Regions from separate parts of the Homo sapiens genome. Here region 1 is linked to region 2. A link is a loop called in an ENCODE intact Hi-C map of the cell type or tissue named here. Cell type or tissue: gastrocnemius medialis. All regions are shown on one strand. Each heading gives the region's core, and the rest is flanking DNA. Links, peaks and the distances in the headings are about the cores only.

Region 1 (4,406 bases), core at 268-4,267, 60 kb before region 2:
GCGTATAACTTCTATTACATAATATGTTATTTTAAAATTTCAGGCTGGAATGCAGTGGCATGATCACAGCTAATTACTGCCTCAACCTCCTGGGCAATCCTCCCATGTAGTTGGGACTACAGGCACGCACCACCACACCCATCTAATTTTTGTATTTTTTGTAGGGATGGGGTTTCACCATGTTGCCCAGGCTGGTCTCGAACTCCTGGGCTCAAGTGATCCGCCTGCCTCATTCTCCCAAAGTGCTGGGACTACAGGTGTGAACCATTGCATGACTGCATTTTATATAGTATATTAAATGTAATCAGCTGTGTTGATAAGATGTGATTTAATATGCAAATATAGTGTTGTTGAAGTGGACTGTTCCTTTAGCTGCGTTGGGAGTTACCGTGAGTTAAAGACACTGAAGATAAAGGTTAAAACCAATTTCAGTGACATAGAACCCTATCAAGTCAAAGAGGATGGAAAAAAAAATAGGGAGGACATTGAGGATGCCTGCATTGTCTGTCAAAATGCAGCTGTAGTCTTACTCTAGTCCTCTGCGTACACTAGGCTTATGGCATTTCCCAATTTTGTATGGGCCCAGAATACAACATTTTCTTCCTTTTAATGACTGGGAATTCAGTCAGTATTCTTGGAGAAGAGAAGGTTTTAAATTGGGGAATATGATACATAAAAATACATCTGGATGTGTCTTGGTAAACTTCTCTTAAACCCTGGGTGCAATGAATTGACTAACCAGTTTTTAGTAAGTGATCCATGGCTTTATCTGCTTCATTAGAAACTTTTTTTTTTTTTCTCTTTGAGACAGAGTCTTACTCTGTTGCCCAGGCTGGAGTGCAGTGGCTCAATCTCTGCTCACTGCAGCCTCAGCCTCCTGGGTTCAAGCGATTCTCGTGCCTTAGCCTCCCAAGTAGCTGGGATTACAGGCACCTGCCACCCCACCTGGCTAATTTTTGTATTTTTAGTAGAGACGGGGTTTCACCTTGTTGGCCAGGCTGGTCTCGAACTCCTCACCTCAGGTGATCCGCCTACCTCAGCCTTCCAAATTGTTAGGATTACAGGCGTGAGCCACCACACCCGGCCAAAAATGATTTTTTAAAACCTCTCTATGAGAATTGTGTAGTATCACAACTGTACCAACAAAGTCCACATATAAATGCCTGTCTAGGTTTACCTGAGTATTTGTCAGCCTAATTGTAAGGTAATTTTTCTGTCTTTGCAGAAAGAACGGAAGGAAAAAATCTGGGACCCTGTTCACAGAGTGGCCCTTGCAGAAGCCTGTAGAAAACAGGAAGAATTTGATGTTGCCAACAACGGCTCTTCTCAAGTTGGTGCTAGTCGATTTCATTTAAACATTACCCTAGAACCATATTCCCATAGAGTTTCTACAGAACTAATAGACTGTTTTTCCACAAGTTTTCTTTTTTCACAAATTTTCTTTTAAGTTGGTTAATTTTACTAATTTTTCCTTTATTATTTATCCTCAAGTCAATGTACATATGTATGAATTTTTAAAATTTAACACATAATACACGTAGGGTAAAAGTACATAAATTGTGTTTGGTTATGAATTCTCCCATGAAAGCTGCACCTAGGAATTTCTCTTGTGCCCCTTCCTTGTCACTGCTCCCTTTTTCCTTCCGAAAGACAACCACCACCTTGACTTCTAACACTGCAGATGATTTTGCCTATTTTGATTTGTGTAAAATGGAACCATATAGTATGGTTTTGTTTTTTGTTTTTTGTTTTTTTTTTTTGAGACGGAGTCTCGCTCTGTTCCAGGCTGGAGTGCAGTGGTGTGATCTCGGCTCATTGCAACCTCTGCCTTCCGGGTTCAAGCTATTCTCGCCTCAGCCTCCTGAGTAGCTGGGATTACAGGCACGTGCCACCACACCCGACTAGTTTTTTTTTTTTGCATTTTTAGTAGAGACAGGGTTTCACCGTGTTGGCCAGGCTGGTCTTGAACTCCCAACCTTGTGATACGCCCACCTTGGCCTCCCAAAGTGCTGGGATTACAGGCATGAGCCACCGTGCCCGGCCTATGTATTCTCTAATTATATGTATTATTGTCACTTTTAAAAAGGGTTTCAAAATACTTCATTTTTCAGTTAATATATTAGACCTCAAGGTCCTTGTTTCAAAACATGGGAGGGTGTAGTCCTTGGTTCCCATATACTGATTTGTGGAATTGATACTGATGAACTGATTATCTCTAAGTCACCTGAATTATTTTAAAAGTAATTAAGTTTTCCGGGCTTTATCCCCTGATAATTCTGATTTACTAAGTGGGATTAGAAACAGCATCGATGTTTGTGATAGCCTTTACATGATTGTGATTTGCGTGAAATTTAGTAATTATTGGCCAAGATAATAATTTGCTATCCTACTAGTTTCTGATGTGACAGCCTCAGATTATCATAAGGACAAATAACTTGCTCAGGATTGCACAGCTAAGTTGCTGAATTGAGATTTGAATCCATATTTCTTCCCTCTAGGTTAATACTCACACCACACTATTTATAGAAGGCAGATTGATTTTAAGCAATATTAAGTGCTTTTGATCAAAGACGACTACCTTTTTCAATAAATTGCCAAATAGTAAATATTTTTAGTACTCTCTTATGACTGCTCAACACTCCCCTTGTATCATGAAAACCTAGGCAATATGTAACTGAACCAGGAAGGCCATGTTCCAGTAAAGCTTCATTTACACAACTTTGTCACAGGCTAGATTTGGCCCATGCACCATGATTTGTCAACCCCTGCTGGATCTTAATATAGTAACATAGTCTAGAGATATTCGTCTCAATTTCAGTATTTATATGCCTTTCTATCTCCCAGCTTATTTCTGTTTAAACCAGTCATTTTCCTAATTATTTGAGTACCTAACTTATTTTTTTATATACACTCTAGGTTAGAGAAATGTTTTGGAGAGGTAACACCTGCTAGTGCCAGTTGTTGTCTAGTGTGTACGTAATCGAATTTAAAGCACTTGGTTTTATTCATGACCACAGAGCTAAAATAAGGCTTCACTTACCCCCATTAAATGCTTCTATTTAACATAGCAGTTTCTAAAAGATATAAGATGATTCATGGGTTTTATTATTTATTTGGATTCTTAAGAAATAAATTTGAGATAGAATAGGTCCTGATATAAAAATCTAAAAGTCAATAGATAACCTATTTTGTAGCAGTTTTAGAGTTGCTTTTGGAAATAAGTTAGATAACAAATATGTAACAAGCATATCTTGGCTAAATGGAATCACCAACGTGTAGCACAGTGTATTTCCCAAAGCAGGCCTAGTGAGTGAATAAATGAGATTGAGTAAAATAACTGTTTTTTAGATCTTTATTAATTAGATCTGTATTAATGGGTATCTGCTTCATTGAATTGAATGACAAGTTGCATAGATAGAACAAAATTTTCTTACATTTTTTCAGGGTAAAATAATTTTACTATGGATTAACATTGTATCTTTGGCTGTATGTTAATACAACTTTTAGAAGGACAGAATGTACTAATGTTAATCAGTTTTCCAACTGACTAGGCAAATAAACTAATCAAGGAGGAACTTCAAAGTCAAGTGGAATTGCTAAATTCTTTTGAGAAGAAATACAGCGATCCTGGCCCTGTATATGACTGCTTGGTATGGCATGATGGCGAAGTCTGGAGGTAAACTTCGTGTATTTTATACATCTTCATTTACAAATGTTTTCTTTTCTACTCTGAAAAACATTAAATGCTCAGAGCTGCACAGAATTTTGGTTTATTCGTGATATCACTCAGCAAAATCATTTAAGGGCCAAATTGGCATCTGGGTAGTTTTGGACAAGCCCCTTGAACTTCTAGTTATAATTATTGACACTAAACCTGACTTTTATCTGATTTAAATAAACTTACTTCATTAATAATTTATTAGTATGTTGACCATCCGTATATTTGGAAATGTTTCCTCATTTGTTAATTGAGATAGTGGTGCTTACAGGGCTTTGTGAAAATTAAATTTGATGTTTCTAGATATAGTAAGCAATCAATGTACGCTGTTGCTGCTGCTGTTTCTATTACTAAAACTAATAATAATAATGCGATTTATACCAAGTTACCCATCATGTACGTTTTTTAGTTTCTTTTTTAGTGCCTTATATACTGCATATGTGCTTCTTGGAGTTGATTAGTCTGCCTTCTTGAGTTACTATCTGCATGAAAACAGGAAGACATTGTTAATACAGATATTTAGCCATATGTGTGCTTTAGGATTTCTGCAAAAAAAAAACAAACAAACAGGGACTATTTCTTAAACTTGTAGTCAAGAATTACTTGTAGTCTGCGTCCCTGCTTATACACAAAGAATTGCATCACAAGGTGGGGCACACACAGATCATGCCATGACTGCTTCCTCACT
Region 2 (4,406 bases), core at 138-4,137:
TAGAGCCCTTGAGTTTGGCTCCTGCCTCTACCACTTTTATGTATGACCTTAGGCAACTTACAAAATTTTGATACCTTAGTTTCTTATCTACACGACCTGCCTTAGGCTGTGATGAATGAGTATTAAGTACATGCAAAGTCCCCAACAATATTTGCTGTTATTGCAAACAATTATTGAAGGCCTATGTGCCAAACACTACTTACTACTGGAAACATAAAGATGAATAAGAACCTGCTTTCTGTCTTTGAGGAATGTAACAGAGATTGACAAACACTTGATGAACATATAATAAAATTGTTATAGATCATTCTATTTTTGCAATACTACTACTATATTAGGGGCTATGCATTCTATTACCTGTTTACTGTGTTTACTGTGTCTATGGCAACAATTGTTAAATACTTTAGTTGCCTTTACAATACAAATCAGTGTCAGGATTTTCTTTGAGTACATTCTCCACATTCCAAAGTAGAGACCAAAAATATATATAAATGATTATAAGTATATTTGACAGATGCAGTAATTACAGGTAAAAACTTGTACCAAAGAAACCATGTTTATATAATCTAATACTTGTTTTTTTACTTCTATCCTCATTTGCAATTTTGGCATTTTTTATTTCTATCCTGATTTGCATCTTTGTAATTATTTATGTTAGCTCTGGTTTCTTGTGCATGAAGAGGTATTTTTAAGTGGATTTCCACGGCTAATAATTTCTCATATTAGTTTTCTTCCCAAAAAACAGATGGTTCATTCTGTGGAATACTCAGCTCTTTTGAAGACACCAATTTTCTTTTTCAAAGTTTTTAAAAATGTACTCTATGTACCATATTCATTTCAAAAGCTACACTTCTGTTAAAGCCTTAATTTTATGGTTAAAGCTAATGCCTTAAAATGTAAATTATTTTATAAACAAGCTTTATCATGTTTTACATTGTAGGTTTTGACATTTGCATATAAACATGCATTAGTAAATAAAATGTATGGGAGAGGCCTTAAATTTGCAACTAAACTTGTGGAAGAAAAACCAACAAAAGAAAACTGGAAAAATTGTATTCAAGTAAGTGATATTTAAAATGTCACTGTTAAGCATCACTTTGATATTGCATAGTGACAAGATAACTAGAAAGGATTAGGACTGTGATATAGCAATACTGGTTTTATTGTGACCAGTTATTACAGTAATTAGCGTAATATGAACTATAGAATAAATATATGAGAGACAGTCAATAAGCTATTTAAATTTTAAAAACACTTTTCACTGCTATCCAAAAAACTGATACTAGCCTCAAATGTTTTCAACAAGGGCAAATGCATTTTGAATTTTGTAACCGTAGAAGCCAGTTTTTCTTTATGAAGGAAACAAATCCTTTTAAAGGCATGTTGCCTCAACTCTAAAATGGTTCAACTTCTGGAGTTTATATTTGATTTTATTCTTCATTTGAGATGGTAGGCATTTTTAAAATTATCTTACCATATACAATATTATGTGCAGAGAAATTTTATAGTTGAGGTTTCTGCACAAGTTAGTTGTCAAGTAAAAAAATTTAGCTGATTTCTACAGAAGTTACTTTAGTCTGACCTCGTCTTTGAACATGCTTAATTGGTTTATGCCTAAAGGATACGTGAAGGCAGGGGAGTTTGGTGGTGCCAGATTCAGCTAAAGGGCAAGTCCAGGTTAATTATACTTTATATGTAAGGTACCCTTTGGATGTAAAACTGATCAGTAGGTTCCTCTGAAAATGTTTGATAATTAGAGTAAGCTATATTCATATTTACTCTTAGAGCTTTTTGTTTACCTTCACCAGTCAGTCCAAATTGTAAGACATTTTAAATTAGCTCCTCCAGATCTTTGACTAGATTAAGAGAACTCTTTCTGGAGCCAGGTGTTGATATGTCTAATGTGGTTCTCATCATGTGGAATCTGATCCGTGAGCACTTAGGTTTGTAAAGCCAGTGATCCCTGCCGACGTTCACATCAGGGAGTGTTTCTTAACTTGTCTGCCCTCCACTCTGCCCCCCCCGCTGCCTGTTCTCCACACAGCAGCTGGAAAAGATGCCTTTTGACACCTGCTGTTGAATCTCCATCACATTTGGAATAAAATCCAAACTCTCCCCAGTGGTCCATAAGGCCCCTGCCTACCTCTCCAGACTTATTTCATATCACACTTGCCCATACAAACTCTGCTTCTGCCACACCAGCATCTCTGCTTAGCACAAACAGCCACACCTTTTCCTACCAAAGGACCTTAGCACTAACTACTCTGGCTGGATGGAATGTCTTTCCCAGATTTTCGCACAGATTTCTTGTCATTCAAACTCAACTGGAGTATCACCTCCATAGAGATCCTTTCTTAACCATCTAACTCCCCAGTTAGTTTATATTGTGTCAAATATTATTTCTACTGTACACCTGATAAATATCTTATTACTTGTTTATTCATTTATTAATTTGCTTATTATTTGCTTTTCCTGAAAGTGGGAGGTGAATTTGTTCAGTGCTGTTTTCCCAGTGTTTGACATGATAGTTACTCAGAAAAAATGAATGAAAGGAACTTAGGTTGGTAGGAAGGAAAGGAACAAGTAAGTTGGAAGGAAGAAGGGAGGAACACAGGTTAATAGGAAAGAGGGAAAAGGACAGTTGGTAGGGATAATGATGAGAACAATAGGTTGGTTGGTAGGAAAGTTGGTTGATAGTAAGAAAAGTTGGTTGGTGGGAAGGAGGATCAATGGGTGGGTGACGGTTGGTGGAAGGAAGGTTCTATATGCTACTACCTTACTGTTACTATTTAATACAGAATTTATTCTAAATACTGAGCTTAAAAATCTGTCACTTCCTTTATAATAATATATTATTGTATTTTGTTGTAGCTGATGAAGTTACTTGGATGGACCCATTGTGCATCTTTTACTGAAAACTGGCTCCCCATCATGTATCCTCCCGATTATTGCGTATTCTAAAATAGGAAACAAGACTTTAAATTTTAAAAAAGGAAGTTTTATAGTGAATGGGTATAAAAACAAATTTGTGGCATTTTTAGTCTAATGCATGTTTTCATCCACTATCCAGTACTGATTATTAAAATGACATGTATTTATCAGAGAATTCACTGACGTGTGGCTTAATACATGTAAATCTAGACCTCTGACATCATGGTGTTTTCTTAATGCCTCACATTGCTGGCACGGGGATGTGCCCTGCCTGCCAGCACCTAGGACTTCGAGTTGGGTTGCAGCTTATGACATGCATGATAGGTTTTGGAAGGTAACTTTTAACTGCAAACCTATAAAGTACTATTTTTTATTTTATAAATGAACAGGGTTTTAACGTGCTCAACTTTAATTTTTTTCAATTGTATGAAGGCCTTAAAAAAGCTACATTAAGCGTAGCTAAAATTATTTATTGGACTAAAAACTAACAGAACTTCATTTCCAGAATTTTTTTTTTTTTTTTTTTTTTTTGGCAAATGTTTACATTCAATTAAGGGGAAAAAGTAGAACCAGCACAAATGAGTGGCAGTTGCTGGAGCATAACTGCTTCAATAAATCTTCATCTTGGGGTAATTACAGGCAAGTCATTTTCACATCCTCTTGAGGTTCAGAGCATCAGAATGAACTCTATGAATACATGTGTAAGTGCCAGACAGCTGAATCTTTATCAGGTATTGTAAAGATACACATATGATATGTTTATTAAAATTGAAATAATGTAAAACACATGAATAAATTTGCAAAACCAAGATCACAGTACACCATATGCACTCTGGTACCTTAATTTTTTTTTATAAATAATAAAAGTGAATATTGAAGCTTCTTAAAGTTGGTCTTAATTTTTCATAAATAAAATTTGGGGTTATAACAGAAATAATACATTAAATACATAGACAAAAAAAGTTAAACATAAGATAATCTATTTTACAGTGTTTCTTATAGGCTTACAATTATTTGAATGTATTTCCAGTTCTTGTATGATTAACTTTTGTGCATATCTAACTTTTTATTATTTTTATCTTTGGCTACTGCACGTGCATCTCTCGTCATTCCTCCACCAAATAAACAGACAAAAGTAGTATTGAAAAGTTTACAGTCCCTTATCTAATGGCAAATTGTGTGTATGTATGATTTTTTTATCTTGTTCTCTTAAGATTTACTGCTGCTTAAAATTACTACCAGTAATCCTTAGTCACTCCCAACTGTTTCTGCTGTATCTCATGAAGTGTTAGAGCGTTTATGAGAAACATAAATACATGTATAAGCATATTGGTCACACCTTCTGGGCTAGCTAGGGTCCAAAGTCTATCCATGAAAGCTACATGCATGTTCTCTCTCACACACTCATGGACTTTCACCTGCACACACATACAGGTCCCCATTTGTATAGGTTTAGTCCAGTAAGAGAATGGAGA

What was found. Hi-C counts contacts between places; a loop is a spot of excess contacts. Peaks named below come from ENCODE experiments on the same cell type or tissue, not always from the same donor. Only the 100,000 strongest peaks of a DNase experiment are listed, where the experiment ranks them.
Region 1: a loop joins it to region 2, with 2.5 times the contacts of the local background. A loop is called at or near these places in 7 of 110 quality-filtered maps.

Annotation. Positions count from the first base shown.
Region 1 is chr13:102,615,171-102,619,576 of GRCh38, forward strand. TPP2 (tripeptidyl peptidase 2) reads left to right here. Exons shown (of 30, transcript NM_001330588.2): 4 at 1,226-1,330; 5 at 3,552-3,676. Among named protein-coding and RNA genes, the nearest start is that of TPP2, 20 kb to the left of the region's middle. In gastrocnemius medialis, for the core only: no CTCF peak of the experiment used is centred there; a DNase peak (open chromatin) is centred at 2,731; H3K4me3 peaks cover 411 bases; H3K27ac peaks cover 2,272 bases.
Region 2 is chr13:102,675,356-102,679,761 of GRCh38, forward strand. It overlaps TPP2 (tripeptidyl peptidase 2), which reads left to right. Exons shown (of 30, transcript NM_001330588.2): 29 at 941-1,060; 30 at 2,872-4,406. The coding sequence ends at 2,961. Among named protein-coding and RNA genes, the nearest start is that of METTL21C, 17 kb to the right of the region's middle. In gastrocnemius medialis, for the core only: no CTCF peak of the experiment used is centred there; DNase peaks (open chromatin) are centred at 2,006 and 3,206; H3K27ac peaks cover 3,221 bases.